2 separate regions of the Homo sapiens genome follow, and region 2 is linked to region 1. A link is a loop called in an ENCODE intact Hi-C map of the cell type or tissue named here. Cell type or tissue: OCI-LY7. All regions are shown on one strand. Each heading gives the region's core, and the rest is flanking DNA. Links, peaks and the distances in the headings are about the cores only.

Region 1 (2,904 bases), core at 195-2,694:
ACCTTTGAGCTGCTTTCATTCAGGGATTTCAATGCTCCAGTTACAAGAGAGTTGTTAACCTCGTCATTAAAACCTCCGGACCCAAGGCTGACGAAAGGGCCAAGAGGTCAGGATGGCTCAAAAGTACAAGATTCAAAAAGGCGAGGGAGGGCTGCTAAGGGACCTGCAGGGAGATGGTGGCTGCAATGTCATCCCCTCAGAGAGGCCTTCCCTGGCCATGCTCCCCAAGGGGGCCCCCTCCCCTTCTTCTCTGAATGTCACCAAGGTAACGCATGCATTTCATGGCACACCTGGCTTTCTGTCTGCCCTGACAAGATTGCGGGTGGGAACCACATCCGGTTTGTTCAGTCTTGATGCTCTGTGTCTGGCTGTGGAGATGTCCTTGCAGTATTTTCTGAAAGGAAATGTGTGTTAATTCTGGCTAACAGGGTAGCTTGCAACAGATGAGCAGATGAGTTCTAGAAAGGGAAAAAATCAGCTGAATGTGGTGGTGGGCACCTATAACCCCAGCTACTCGGGAGTCCAAGGCAGGAGAATCGCTTGAACCCAGGAGGTGGAGGTTGCAGTGAGCCAAGATCGTGCCATTGCACTCCAGCCTGGGTGACAGAATGAGACTCCATCTCAAAAAAGGAAAAAAAAAAAAAAAAAAAGATTTAGAAGTCAAGGGGAAAGTTCCAGGCAACGAACCTCAATCCTAGGGGACAGGCCAGCAGGATCTCAGCCCTCTGTCACTGCCTGTGCAGCCTGGGAGATCCCCTGACCTCCCTGTGCCTTGGTTTTCCATTCTGTAGAAGGTGGGGGTGGGGGCTGGCACATAAGTAGGGTAAGTCCCTGGGAATGCTCTGGCCCTGGGATTGGATGGGGTGTGGCAGGTGTCATATAATTAAAAATTAGCATTCTATTGAACCAGGTGAAACTGACTTTCTTGTGGATGAAAAACGGTCAAATATAGGCAATTTCATATGGTTCAACCTACACAATAATTCTAATAATCGGGCTTTGTAGGGACCGTGATAATAGCGTTGAGCCATACAGTAGATCCATTTAGTACAAAGAAATGAGGGGCTGGGTAAAAGGATCCCTGAGTTCTCTTTCAGACCTGTCTATTTTGGGGTGTCGAGAGTTTGCCCTGAGTGGCACAAAACAAATCACCCTCTCAACCTGAGCCAAGCAAAGAAGGTTCACCTGCCCCATTTGGTCCACAGGGCCAAATGCTTGGGACCCCGAACTCCCACCCCACTCACCTCGCATAGGAGCAAAGATTCTGGTGTGGAGTGGAGCAAGAAGGGCGGAGAAACGCCTAAAACGGGGAGGGGAAGAAAGGAAGAGCAAATACACAGAGCAGGACACACAGAGCCACACAGGGACACAGGCAGGGACTCTCACAGGGACACACCCACACACTTGTCAGTTCATTGCTGAAGCACATAGAGTGTTCAGAAAAGAGGGGGGAATGAGACACAGTCAGGTGAAGAGCGCCGGAAACGCTGAGAGGCCCCGGGGCCCAGTAGGGGGCGCTGTGACGAGCGCCCGGTGAGGGTGAGGGTGAGGGCTGCCAGCGAGGTGGGCGCGGGCGAGGTGGGCATGGGCTGCGGGGAGGCGGAGAGGGCTGAAAAGCCCCGGGGCAGCCTGAGCGCGGGGTTCCCTCGGCTGCGGGCTGGGAGTCTGGTCTGGGCCCGCACTGTTGTCCCGGGTTCTGACACCGTAGGCTGAGCCAGACCCCGGAGACCCTGGGTTGCGGGGGAGGTGAGGCCGGACCCAGGAGTGGCGACCGGCGGGGCTGTGGCTGGTCCCTTAACGATGATGGCCACCTCACAACTGGGCCTTGTTAGAAGAAAAAATCTCCGGGATGTGAGGGCCCCGGCGGCCTCTGTGCGCTTCCCTGCACCCGGCTGTGTGAGGTGGGGAGAGCTGGGATCCACCTACAAGGAGCAGAGGCGCCAGACAGCAGCACGAGGGTCCCGCTGCAGGCGGCTGTGCACACGGCAGCCGAGAAACTCCTCTCCCCTCTTCAGGGAGTCCCCAGCTCTTAGCTCCATTTTACGTGCAATTACTGGAAGAGCCCACATCGGCCAGGAGCCCCACCTCCCAACCTCAGGGGATAGTTCAGGGGTGTGCAGCACCCCAGGGAGGACAATCGGGGTTCTTCACTCCAATCTGTGTTGAGAGGTTGGGAGCTGAACTGCGGGTTGTTGGCAGCGGGTGTTTTCTGCTGCATCAACTAAGAAGTAGAAAAGTCTGATCATCAGAGAGAGAGGAGCAAGGGCAGGAGATAGAGAGACTTCCAACAGGGTCTGCGCGCCTAACTCTTGTTCTTGAGATCAACACAGTCCTGCTTTCAGCCTCCGCCAGTCACCACAGGGCCTTTGAGCCAAACCCTGTTTTTGTTTGAGCTGGTTTGAGTTCTGTCATTTGCATCCCAAACAGCACTGATGACTACACAATACACACACAGACACATAGTAAAGTAAAACAAGAAAGGACAAATGTGAATGAGTTTTCATGGGAAGAGCTCTGAGGACCCTAGCTTCGCCACCTCCCTGCTTTGTGACGTTAGGCAACTTCATAACCTCTCTGAACCCCTGTTCCCTTGCCCGTGACATAAGAACAATAACATCTCTTTTGCAGGATCATGCAATGCCCTCCGGCCAAAGGCTACCAGGAACACACCTTTCGGTTGAACAAAGTTGGCTTTTTGAGTCACTGCACTGGAGGGGAATGCGCACCCCTGGATGTCTCGGGGAGGGGATGTTAGTAGGACTGATCATGGGATTTGGGCTCGCATTAAGTGATTTTGCAGGCTGTTTCTCTAGGCTGGATGCTGTCAGGAAGCAAGGGTAATTCTGTGATTGGGTATGTCAATGATTCTCTTCTAGACGGCAGGAGGAACTGAGCAAAGCTACA
Region 2 (2,904 bases), core at 217-2,716, 65 kb before region 1:
TGCGCATGACAGTGACAAATCACGTAACAATTCACATTCTGTCTTTTCTCCCCACTTGGTATTGTCACAGCCACGTGGCACCATCTTCTTCCTAATGCCATTCTAACTGTGGCCTTTTAATTAAGATCCTTGACATGAGGTAGTCCATTATCAGATTGACCAATTCTCTGTTGGTGGATTTACTCATTTTCCTGTTGTTGACAATCCCAAAATGAACATCTTTTATTTATATAGCTTTTCTTTCCATTGACTCCTCTTCTTGGGATATATCGAGGACCTGAGTGGGGTTACTGAGTCAAAGATAATGAATGTTTTTTCTCTGGAGTCAACCGACTGCCAAAAGAGTTACACAAACGCAAACTCCCGCCGCCTTTGTGGGGTGTCCCACTGTCTTATAAGGTCTCTATCAGCTCCATGGATGACTGGGAGAGACAGCCCCTTGCAGAGCACCCACACTTACTGCTGCTCAAATCTAAGCTCTTTTCAATAAAGTTAGAAGCTGCTGTGACTCCACCTTCAACTGACCTCTTTTGCCTTCTCTTGAACAGATACCTGAGGTTATCCAAGGAGAACATTCGGACCTTGCTCAAGTTGTGCAAGGATGCAGGAATGAATGTGGATATCCACCCCCACATGGTCGAAGAGGACATAGATGCTAAAAAGGTGTTCACCGGAATACCCAGCATGGCCCTCTAAATAGCTCCTCTCGCCACCACCTTCAGGCTCCTTCTGTCATGGGACCCTTCACCTCCAGATGCCATCCTCTGGCACACTACAAGTGGTCCTTCCAACTTAGTGCATCCCTTTAGAAAGTAAGCAATCAGAAAACAAGCCTCGGCTGTGTGATCATTGTGCTTCCGTAAGACTGGTCCTTGACATCCGAGTCAGAACCAGCATAGGAGAAACTGGTTTTTCTCCTGACCAAAAGAAGAGTCCTTAGAAAGGGCTTCTTAGGAAGGAAGGCTTAGGAGTAAAAAAAAAAAAAAAAAAAGTGGGAGGGGTCCAGGGTCCTCAGAGGGACATTAGAAAGCACGAAGTGTAAAGGGGCTGGTTGAGAACACACACACATGCCCCACGCCCATGGCACGACTTGGCTTTGTGGGGACTTGGCTTCCTTGTGTGCAGAGTGGGGGACTGATTGGGGCAGTGAGAGAGGGAAATGCTATCAACATATGGAGGCAAGGAAGGAGACCTTTGTGTGCTTACAACCACAGACCCCAAAAGGGGACCTGAAACCTTTCAGAGCTGGTAGGTGCCTCAACATCAGCAAGTCCAGGACCTTATTCATTTGAATAAAAGAAGCCACAGAGGGCAAGAAACTTGCTCAGAGTTACATAGATGAGAAACGGCAGGGTTGAGATGAAAACAGTATCTTCCCCAAGTCTCCTGCCCTGCTTTCTTGCATGACTGTGGCCAATCCTGCAGGAATTTTTTGAGACACAGCCTTCCCATCTGGGTATGCTGGCCAACCAAGGTCACAAACTCAGGCCCTTCCAGTCCCTGCAAGTGTTTCAAGCAAGTCTGAATCCCACGTGTCCTACTTAATAGCTGTGTGACTTTAGGAAAGTTACTTTACCTTTCTGTGCCTCTGTTTCCTCGCCTGTAGAATGGGTTTAATGACAGTATGTGCTGAGCAGGAGTGCTGTGAAGAGCACATGAGAGCTTGCATGTGAAGCAGGGAGCACAGTCAGTGACAGCCAAGAACTCCATACAAATGTGGGCTGTTTCGTAGTTCACTGGGGTAGACGAGGAGCTGATTTTCCAGCCGCTGCTTTTCTGAGAGGGATCCCCAAAACTAGGCACGTCAATCCCCTTGGAAAAGCTGCTAATACCAAATCCACATCTGCTCATGGCAAACCTAAACATCTAATGATCTCTGGGCCTCCAAGAGCTAGGCCACACCCCAGAGATACTCCGGTACAGAATCTCGGCTGGGCAGCCACTACTCCAGTCTGTCTTGTGAGCAGGTTTTACTCCCTGACTCCGTATACTAAAATAGCAGGGATTTTCCTTCCATGTACTTTTAAATTTCCATATCCTACCCTGAGGTTCTAAAGTAGTCTCTTGAAGGTAAGTAGGTCTCTCCACTGAAAGTCATTGCCACTGGGGCTCAGAGAGAGGCCCTGGGGGCTGCCGGACCCACCCTCCCCTACCCCACGCCAGCCCACCCTAGGGTTGCAGTCACCACTAAGGAATACAACACCCCTCCAAGGAGCGGGCAGGCCAGAGAAGTATGAGCCCATGTAGCTTGCCTAAAGTCACACAGCTACTAAGCAGGACACTCGGGATCCAGCAAGCGATGTTTAGACCGAACTACAGTGAGACCCAAGCCAGAATCCAAGGAAACAGCTGCAAAGGGTTAAGCGATACTCCCTCTCTCCAGCAAATACCAGTCCCTTGGGTAGAAACAGTGCTTCAAAAAGGTGAAAGGAAACAAATTTTCTGAGCATCACAAGTGTCAGGCACTTCGTCAATATTAACTCAACCAAAATCAAATCTGAAAGCATCCTCAGAGGCCTTCACTTCAGTATCACAGACTCGGCAGCTAGGGAGAGCACCGCCAACCTCTATCCTGCATTGATGGCCCTAGCCTTCATTGCCTGGTAAATATTCACATTCAGGCAGGACTAGTGATGAGGAACAAATTAAACAACAGATAAAATGGCCCTAAAAAGTTAAATGTCAGATATATTAACCATAGCGATGTAATGTGACAGTGACCATTTAGCCATTTCATCTTCAGACTTGTTTTTTCCACAGTTTTCTGTGATATAATTCAGTTTGATTATCTCTGCAGTATCCTTAGTGTGTCCCTTTTAAAAATGCAATAGCCGGCTGGGCGCAGTGGCTCACGCCTGTAATCCCAGCACTTTGGGAGGCCGAGGCGGGCGGATCACAAGGTCA

What was found. Hi-C counts contacts between places; a loop is a spot of excess contacts. Peaks named below come from ENCODE experiments on the same cell type or tissue, not always from the same donor. Only the 100,000 strongest peaks of a DNase experiment are listed, where the experiment ranks them.
Region 2: a loop joins it to region 1, with 4 times the contacts of the local background. A loop is called at or near these places in 1 of 110 quality-filtered maps.

The regions. Positions count from the first base shown.
Region 1 is chr16:49,463,503-49,466,406 of GRCh38, forward strand. It overlaps LINC02179 (long intergenic non-protein coding RNA 2179), which reads left to right and starts at 2,604. Exons shown (of 2, transcript XR_243442.1): 1 at 2,604-2,904. RefSeq lists an enhancer at 1,274-1,775. In OCI-LY7, for the core only: CTCF peaks have their summits at 1,493 (motif pointing right) and 1,703; DNase peaks (open chromatin) are centred at 319 and 1,459; H3K4me3 peaks cover 1,162 bases; H3K27ac peaks cover 1,193 bases.
Region 2 is chr16:49,398,583-49,401,486 of GRCh38, forward strand. It overlaps C16orf78 (chromosome 16 open reading frame 78), which reads left to right. Exons shown (of 5, transcript NM_144602.4): 5 at 549-849. The coding sequence ends at 696. All of the region lies in intron 7 of LOC105371244 (a long non-coding RNA gene), which reads right to left. Among named protein-coding and RNA genes, the nearest start is that of C16orf78, 26 kb to the left of the region's middle. In OCI-LY7, for the core only: no CTCF peak of the experiment used is centred there; a DNase peak (open chromatin) is centred at 1,229; H3K4me3 peaks cover 1,482 bases; H3K27ac peaks cover 1,714 bases.